Regions from separate parts of the Homo sapiens genome. Here region 1 is linked to region 2. The links are chromatin contacts, found by Hi-C or POLR2A ChIA-PET in ENCODE. All regions are on one chromosome and are shown on one strand. The core of a region is the stretch at or near the end of the contact, and the rest is flanking DNA. Distances in the headings are between cores, read along the strand shown.

Evidence for each region. A loop is a pair of places that touch in the nucleus more often than their neighbours do. ChIA-PET counts read pairs that join two places held with the same protein, here RNA polymerase II (POLR2A). Pooled maps may share reads with other maps.
Region 1: a pooled map shows a loop between it and region 2 (2.2-fold over the local background). The contact joins two enhancer-like sites. A Hi-C loop is called at or near these places in 2 of 50 pooled maps. POLR2A ChIA-PET finds 5 or more read pairs at or near these places in 2 of 52 experiments (activated B cell and activated CD4-positive, alpha-beta T cell).

Annotation. Positions count from the first base shown.
Region 1 is chr18:48,710,910-48,714,962 of GRCh38, forward strand. It overlaps CTIF (cap binding complex dependent translation initiation factor), which reads left to right. Exons shown (of 12, transcript NM_014772.3): 7 at 710-786. Among named protein-coding and RNA genes, the nearest start is that of MIR4743, 42 kb to the left of the region's middle. Within about 2 kb of position 2,708, at least 8 of the 41 ENCODE cell types and tissues checked have a DNase peak (open chromatin) inside an H3K27ac peak, as active enhancers do.
Region 2 is chr18:49,205,454-49,209,532 of GRCh38, forward strand. The region is part of intron 14 of DYM (dymeclin); the gene reads right to left. Among named protein-coding and RNA genes, the nearest start is that of MIR4744, 160 kb to the left of the region's middle. Within about 2 kb of position 2,103, at least 3 of the 41 ENCODE cell types and tissues checked have a DNase peak (open chromatin) inside an H3K27ac peak, as active enhancers do.

The DNA.
Region 1 (4,053 bases), core at 1,458-3,957, 490 kb before region 2:
TGCAGTGAGCCGTGTTTGTACCACAGCTCTTCAGCCTGGATGACAAAACAAGACCCTGTCTCAAATAATAATAATAATGATGATAGTAATGCTGAAAAAGTAATTTAGCTAATTCCATGTTTTCCTAAATACTCCCTAGGCAATATAGGGAAAGAAGATCTTGGGTAAAAATTTCACTGGGGGTGCCTGGACTAGGTTTAGGAGACAAATTTCCTCTTCACAGGGCTTAGGGTTTTCAGGCTTCACCTCCTTGGTCCTCTAGCAGCCCAGAGAAGAAGGGTAACATTCCCATTGTGTTATGGAACTTGTGCTTAGAGAAGTAACTTGTCCTGGGATGCACAGCCAGTGAGCTGCAGAACCTGGCCCCAGCTCTGTTGCTCATTTTCTGCAAAACCTTGAACCAGCTTGTTCATCTTTCCAGATTTGAATGTCTCATCTGTAATTCAAGGACTTGGACATAATGGATTCTAAGGTCCTCATTGTCCCTACTGTTCTTTGATTCTGTAATTCCAGCATCACTGCCTGGTAGGAAGTTCATTGACTCTACTGTTTTTCCTTTTTCAGTCTGGATTTGGTGGTTAGAGTCTAGTCTCTCCAAACTCTTGATGTCTTTCTGTCTTAGATGCTGGTGTACTTAGTGCAGTCCCAGAGGTGCTTTGCTCTCTTTCAGGAGTTACTAATGATCCCCCTTCCTCCCCCCATGACACAGGGCTACCACCCGATGCCCCATGAAGTGGAGATCGCACACACCAAGAAGCTGTTCCGCAGGAGGAGAAATGATCGAAGGTAGGAGAGACTTCGTCGTGAGCTTTGGGTTTTCCTTTCCTGCTTCTGCCATCTGTAGCGACGTCAGCTTTGGCCTGCATTTCGCTTTTCCCAGTCACCAGCTGATCCTGATGAGATGGGGTTGGTGGCATCGTGGGTTGGTTACTGGCTGGGGATTCCCCAGGGGCAGAGTGGCGGCTCCACTTCTCTTGTTGGCCTAGGGATTGGCTCCCTTCAGGCGTTTGGCTGAGAGCCCACCATCACCACTGCCTCTTCCTGGGGGTCAGGCAGTGACCAGGCTTTGCAGTTCAGGAGGAAAAATGCTGTTTCCGCTGACCTCAAAGCAACAATAGTGGTCCTCAGAAAATAGGACTGGCTGGCTGTGTGTTTTGAGACATGGCCTCCAGGAGGCTCCTGGAGCTCACAAGTGCAAGAGTATCTGTTTTCCTCCTCCCTGGTCATTGGGGGTTGTCCCTCATGCGTGCTGGCTCTGCTGTCACAGGCAACACACAGATCAGCAATGGCACATGCTACTGCTCCCAAATTCCTGGGGGAACCCACTTAAACTAAGGCAGAAACCGAGATCTCCTGTGGAGCTCAGACTCCCGAGTGACAATGGGGCCAGGAAAGGGGCAATGAGGTAGCCCTGGATAAGAACATGCAGCTGAAATTGAGCATCCTGGGAATGTGTGCATTTATTTTCAAAAAGGCTTTCTTATAAGGGGAGATCTTCAAGATATATTTTAAGTGGAAAAAATTCAGGTGCAGAGTAATGTTTCTTATGTGTGGTCATTTATGCAAAAGGGGGAGTTAGAGTATATTTTTTGCTTGAACATGCATAAATTATTTCTGGATGGAAATACCAAAAAAAGAACGAACAAAAAGGCTTATGCCTCAGGAATTAAAATGAGGTGTTCCTCTATAGGGAATATATTCTTAGATAAAGATGACGGCTTTTGGTTCTACCTTTAATGAACAGAGAATGTTCTCTGAGGGCCAAGAAACAGCCGGTGGACATGCCTTGCTCAGAACCCTAGCGGCGCCTGTGCTCAGGCTGGCTGGCCACCTCCTTAGGCTGAGACCAGGGTCTCTGATCCTTCCCTACGCATGCACACCCTGAATAGGGATTATTAGGTGGTGACTGCAACTCTCAGGGTGGATGTAGGCCTGGGTGCCCAGACTGCTTTGTCATCCACTGGTGGATTAAGTGGATCTGAACACATTCACAGAGGATGGCAAATGTATAAGTAGCTTGGGAAGAAGGCAGTGTCCTGGCTTAGAAATCAGAACCACCAGACACTTTCTGTAGAAGCACCAGGCATCAAAAAGGAACACTGAGCAGGAAGAGGTGGACCCAGGCCTGTTCCTGCCTTGACCAGAGTACAGTTTATCGCATCGTGTGTGCTGCCTTTTTGCTGTGCAGCATCACAGAGGCAAATTCCTGGTTTCTGGGTTCCTGGTAGAGGGAAGAAGGAGGCAGCACCCCTCAAGGAGGAATAGGGTTCACAGGGGCCTGGGAGGTGTCAGAGAGAGCAAAGGCTTTATGTCCTCTGCCTCTGGCCCTGTAGTCTCTGATGGCAGGGAAGACCCAGAGTGTGTGTCTGGGAGGTGTGGAGAGTCCCCGAGCTTCCTGATGAGAAGTCACCCTCTGCCCCACCTCTCTGCGCCCAGGCAATGGCAGGCTGCCACCCAGCATCCAGGTCAGCCTGCATGTCCATTTCTGGGCCAGGTCACCTCACTCAGCAGGAAGACCCTGGACAGTGGCAGGCCTCCGGAAAGCAGCAGCGTGACCCAGGGATGTAGGAAGAGGAGCGCGGCATGCAACGGCTGGGAAGCCGAGCTTCCGCTGAGCTGCGCTCACATTCACCAATGTCCGGGTTAGGTCAGCACACCTCCCAAAGGATGTGGACGGGCCAGGGTCCAAAGTGAGGCAATAAAGATGATTAAAGGGGTGGAAAGTATGTCCTGTGAGGAGTGCTGGAGGGCTGGGGCCAGGGAAGAGGAGGCCGGAGGGAAGGAACATCGTGCCGTGAAACTCATGAAAGATTTATACGGAGAGATGAGGGGCCGCTGCCTCCATGTCCACAGGGACCCAGACTAGAGGAAGTCAGCTTGGATGGAAGAACAGAGTTTTCAGCTAGACCGAAGACAGACTTATGGAGCAAACATCTTGACCATTTGGGGCAACACTGTGCAAGTCAGAGCAGCAGCCATGCCTGAACACAGAGCGTGTGCTCGTCGGGGCGCCCCGCTCTAATTCCTCTTCTAGATGCGGTAGAATCCGTTACTCACTCACAGCCTGGAGCTGTCGTGGAGTCCTCAGGTGATGGGGACTTTCAGGAGGAAAGCAGGCAGCCATATAGTTTAAGGACCTTTTTGTCTAAAAGCAGGGGTCTCCTGAGTCTGTTTTGGGAAATCGTGGGATTCTGCCACCCAAAGAGCCGCTGCAGAATATTATCAGGTGACCCCTAACCTTCCCAGCTAATGACCCATAGTAGTAGCCTTGCTAAGTGTCAAACCTGCATATTTGACCTTGGAAGTCCATACTTGTGTGCAGCAGGTTCACCTTCCTAATATTCTGGGCTTAAACTACACTGGGAGGGGCTTGCATTTCCTGGGCACGCATGGTGGCAAAGGGAGAAGTGACCAGAATCAGATTTGGTGGACAAAGGGCACAGCCAGCATCTGTGCCATGCCTCTGATCTCCCCCCACCATATGAAGGGAAGGGGCCAGCTGTATCCCTCTGGTGGCTTGGTGGCTCTCCTTGGAATGGAGAGGAGTCTGTGGCTTTCCATCTTCCTGCAAAGTGGCTGGAGTTGGTGTCCGATAGCTGCAAACTCCAGGCAGCATGAGCGTGCTGCTGAAGCTAGGAGCATGCAATTTCCCACAGCCTGGAGCAGGGATTTTCAGACTGGGACCTAAAGTCCTAGGCTTCATCAAAGTCTGTGTCCCATCCCAGTTCCAGCTGCACTCTCAGGGGTTTTTGTGTGCCTTACTGCTTTTATTTTCCACTTGTTTAAGTCTGAGGCTGTTAGCAAGCTGAATTATATAGCAGTTTAGGGACATGCCCTGGAATTAGGAGCTGGATGGGAATCCCACCTCCTCTCCTCACTCACCCTATGATCTTGCCAATTACATCACTTTTGAAAGCCCTGTCCCTTCTTCTACAAAATGGGTTCACTAGTCAGGGAGCTGAAAGGAGCTGATTCTAATAAAGCACCTAGAAACACGGTCTTAGTGTTGGCCCACTCTGCAGGTCAGAGGGGGTCCTAGGTGCTCAGGAAGGC
Region 2 (4,079 bases), core at 853-3,352:
CCATAGTAGATGAGAAAAAAATACATATAACATAACTATAATTTTATAATTCATATTTTTAAATTATAAAATATACTGAAATATTATATCAAATTCTGGATATCAAATTTTATGATGGGTACTATCAATCATCCAAGAAGATAATAAAAAGACTGCATAATCTAAAAATCATCGGCTGTCAGGAATGGTTTAAGTGGCCAAGGTATTTAAGCTGAAGAGAACAAAAATTAAGGGGAGTCAATGACAGGTGTTTTCAAAAACCCAAGGGGACCTCATAGACAGCACAGTTTACACATTTATGTGTTTCTCTAAAGCACAGAGCTATAGCCAATATACAAAAATTATTGGTAGGCAGGCTTAACATATTCTAATCTTTCTAAAAATGAAACAGCAAGAGCTTTACTGCCTTCTGAGGTAAGCAGCACACAGAAGTGCTCTCTTTCAGGGTTGCTGTGAAACGAATTCTTACATTTGGAAGAAGTTTGCAGTGGAGTAAGACTTCTATCTATAGCAGTAAGTCATGTTTGACTAAGGTAGAGTTTTTTTTTTGTTTTTTTGTTTTTTGCGGAGTCTTGCTCTGTGTCACCCAGGCTGGAGTGCAGTGGCACAATCTCGGCTCACTGCAACCTCCGTCTCCCAGGCTCAAGCGATTCTCCTGCCTCAGACTCCTGAGTAGCTGGGACTACAAGCGTGTGCCACCACTCCTGGCTAATTTTTTGTATTTTTAGTAGAGACAGGGTTTCACTGTGTTAGCCAGGATGGTCTCGATCTCCTGACCTTATGATCTGCCCATCTTGGCCTCCCAAAGTGCTGGTATTACAGGCATTAGCCACCGCGCCCAGCTGGTAAAGTTCTTTTTTAAGAAATAAGCTTATATTTCTCTCTAGAAACTGAGTTACATTTTTAAATTCCGCATAACAGAAAGCTATTTGATTTTGTTAAGTAAGTCCATGATTGCTCCATTCAGATATTTGGCTTGGTTTGTCTCTCTATATAATGTAGTTCTGTTGAAGAAAATCTCTCACCTGCAGGGACTACACTCCACCTGGCCATGTGTCACTGTGTATGCAAAATGTTTGTCACCTGCAAAGGAACACGGCAAGAGAAGATGGCGAGGTAATTCCTTTTATGCAAATCTATTCAGGTCTGTCCTGAATAGAACAGTGTCCTCTGTCCTGTCCCAGACTGCAAGTGGTAAGGCAAGGAGTGAAAGTTGGTTGGGGGTATGGGGAGGAAGCCTTAACTCCAGAGCCCATGCCCCTAGCCACTACACTATATTAACACTGTATTTCTTCTCTGTTGTTCAGAAAAAAATGGGCAGGGCCTCAGGAGGGCTTGATATTGAAAAAATACCCCCTGGAGGCTTCATACTGTAAACCCCAGCTGAGAGTACTGAGAAACCCAAGTGGGTAAGGAAGGAGGGGGTTCCAGGAAAGGTGTTGAAAGAGGAAACAGAAAATGCAGAATAAATTCTACACTGACTCAGAAACTGAGTGTTGGCTGAACTCTGCTGGGCATCAGGGGAAGGAGGCTCAGGAATTGGACACTGCTTTCACCACATGGTGTCTCCATCTTTCTCCTCATTTTTAAACTTTTGTTTTTCCCTACTTTGTCTTCCTTCTCCTTTTTCTTTCATTTTCTTTTATTTTCCCAGCTGAACATGTATTTCTGTCTCCTGTCTGCTCCTGCTAGGTGAGGAGTGTGACTCCAGGAGAAAAAAGACAGGGGCCTCTGGCACACATGACGAATGCTAAAATCTGCTGCCAGCTGTATTAATGAGGGTTAACAATGCGCCAGGCATGATATGCTATACGATGTATAACAATGAACAAGATATAGTGTTTACCCCCAGAAGGCTTATAGTTTCCACAAAACCATAGGAGAGATATGACAGGATAGGATATATACAAAGAAAAACACATGGAACAGATACGTGGTAACAAAGAACACAGAAGAGAAGCATAGTGTGATGATGTTTTATGTGTAAACCTGGCTAAACTATTGTGCCCAGTTGTTGGGTCAAACACTAGTCTAGATGTTGCTGTGAAGGTATTTGCAGATGTGATTAACATTTATGGAATGTTAAGGAAAGCAGAGTACCTTTTATAACATGAATAGGACTCACCCAATCAGCTGAAGCTATTATAAAGACTGAGGTTTCCTGAGGAAGAAGGAATTCTGTCTGAAGACCACAGCATAAAAATCCTGCCTGAGTCACTTGTCTGACGGCCTGCCCTGTGCATTTAGAATTTGAGACTGCAATATCAAGGCTTACCTGAATTTCCAGGCTGCCAACCTGCCCTACAGATTTCAGACTTGCAAGCCCCTGCAATAGCCAAAGCCCAAAATAGCTCTGTCTCCATCTCTCTCTCTCTCCACTTACATATAAAATCTCCTATTGGTTTTGTGGAGAGTCCGATGATACACTAGTAAATAAGAGTAAGGTCGACCGGGTGTAGTGGCTCACACCTGTAATTCCAACACTTTGGGAGGCCGAGGAGGGCAGATCACTTGAGGTCAGGAGTTCAAGACTAGCCTGGCCAACATGGTGAAACACTGTCTCTTCTAAAAATATAAAAATTAGCCAGGCGTGGTGGTGCACACCTGTAATCCCAGCTACTCGGGAGGCTGAGGTGGGAGAACTGCTTGGGCCAGGGAGGCAGAGGTTGCAGTGAGCAGAGATTGAGTCACTGCAGCCTAGCCTGGGTGACAGAGCAAGACTCCATCTCAAAAAAAAAAAAAAAAAAAAAATTAAAAAGAAAAAGACGTCAATTATCCTGCACATTTCAGAAGTTCAATGATCAGCAGCAGTTCTCCTCATTCCTTGAAACCAGACACACTCTGTCTCCAATTCCTGAGAGTATCATGCAACTTACCTGATATTCCCTCACTTTCCATAAGCCAGTGGAAAGTCACTGGGTTTAGTCTGCTAAATTTGATAAATTCTTCTAACATTACATACGTAACAGTTAATTCTATTATTTTCACCTACTTTTCTAACCCTCAGTTTTTTATTTCTCAAAAGTATCTACAATGACTCGATGTGAGGCTGATCAACATCATCACGAGTCTATAAAATCTTTCTGCTTCCAAGAAAAGTCTCTGTCAACTTACACACCAGACTGCTTTCCTTTCCTAGCAATCAAGTATTTTCACTTAGATATTATGTATAGTCTCAAGTTTTATATGTTTCATCATCTGAAAAGGTCTATTTTAAATTCTAAATGTTTGCTAATTTCTGGTTAAGGTTGTCATGGAGTTTTCTCCTTCTTCATCTAAATCATCTGGCAGTGAAGTTATTGCCTTAAATCACCATATCTAGCTAACAGTATAGTGCTGGTATAAGTCATCTCTTACTTAGAAAAAAAAAAACGTGTTAAAAATGTTAACTGCAAAGCACAAAGTGGTAATGTCATACTGCCCCTCTATTTTGGTGCACGATAAACACAAAACAGCAGGTGTTGATTTTCTCTGATATTCGAGATTGACAGCTTGTCTCTTTCTTACTCCACTGACCCCCATTATGTTTAATCTACATTCATCCATGACACATTGCAACCTGCTGATTTTATATGATTTTATAGCCACTCTGTATGTAAATAAAATGAGTACAAAATACAAAACCCCAATAGTATAATTTCTGCCTTCCTATAAAATCAACCTGCTCAACTGAATGCACCTCTATCGGAACATAGGTGAAATCCTACAGCTAGCTCTCAGGTGTGCTTGCATGAAGGAGAACTCAAAGGTCATAGTAACTGTAGAGTCTATTTCATATAAAACATCAGAGCACTCCAACTACTATAAATCAAAAGATTCCCAAATGGAATGCGGTATAGAATAGTTCTGGCAAGTTTATATAGACAACTCTGTGGTTGAAAGCTTTCCTCTCTCCCGTGAAACATAATATAAATTACTTAAGAAGACATTTGTAAGGAAACAAAATCCAGCTATTATTTTAAAAAAATTATTTAGTACCATTTCAAATATAAATGTTCTCTTTAATAATTTAATTGACACATGTCTTATTAAAACATGCAATTGTCAGTCATATACAACATGCAGCATGCAGTAAATGG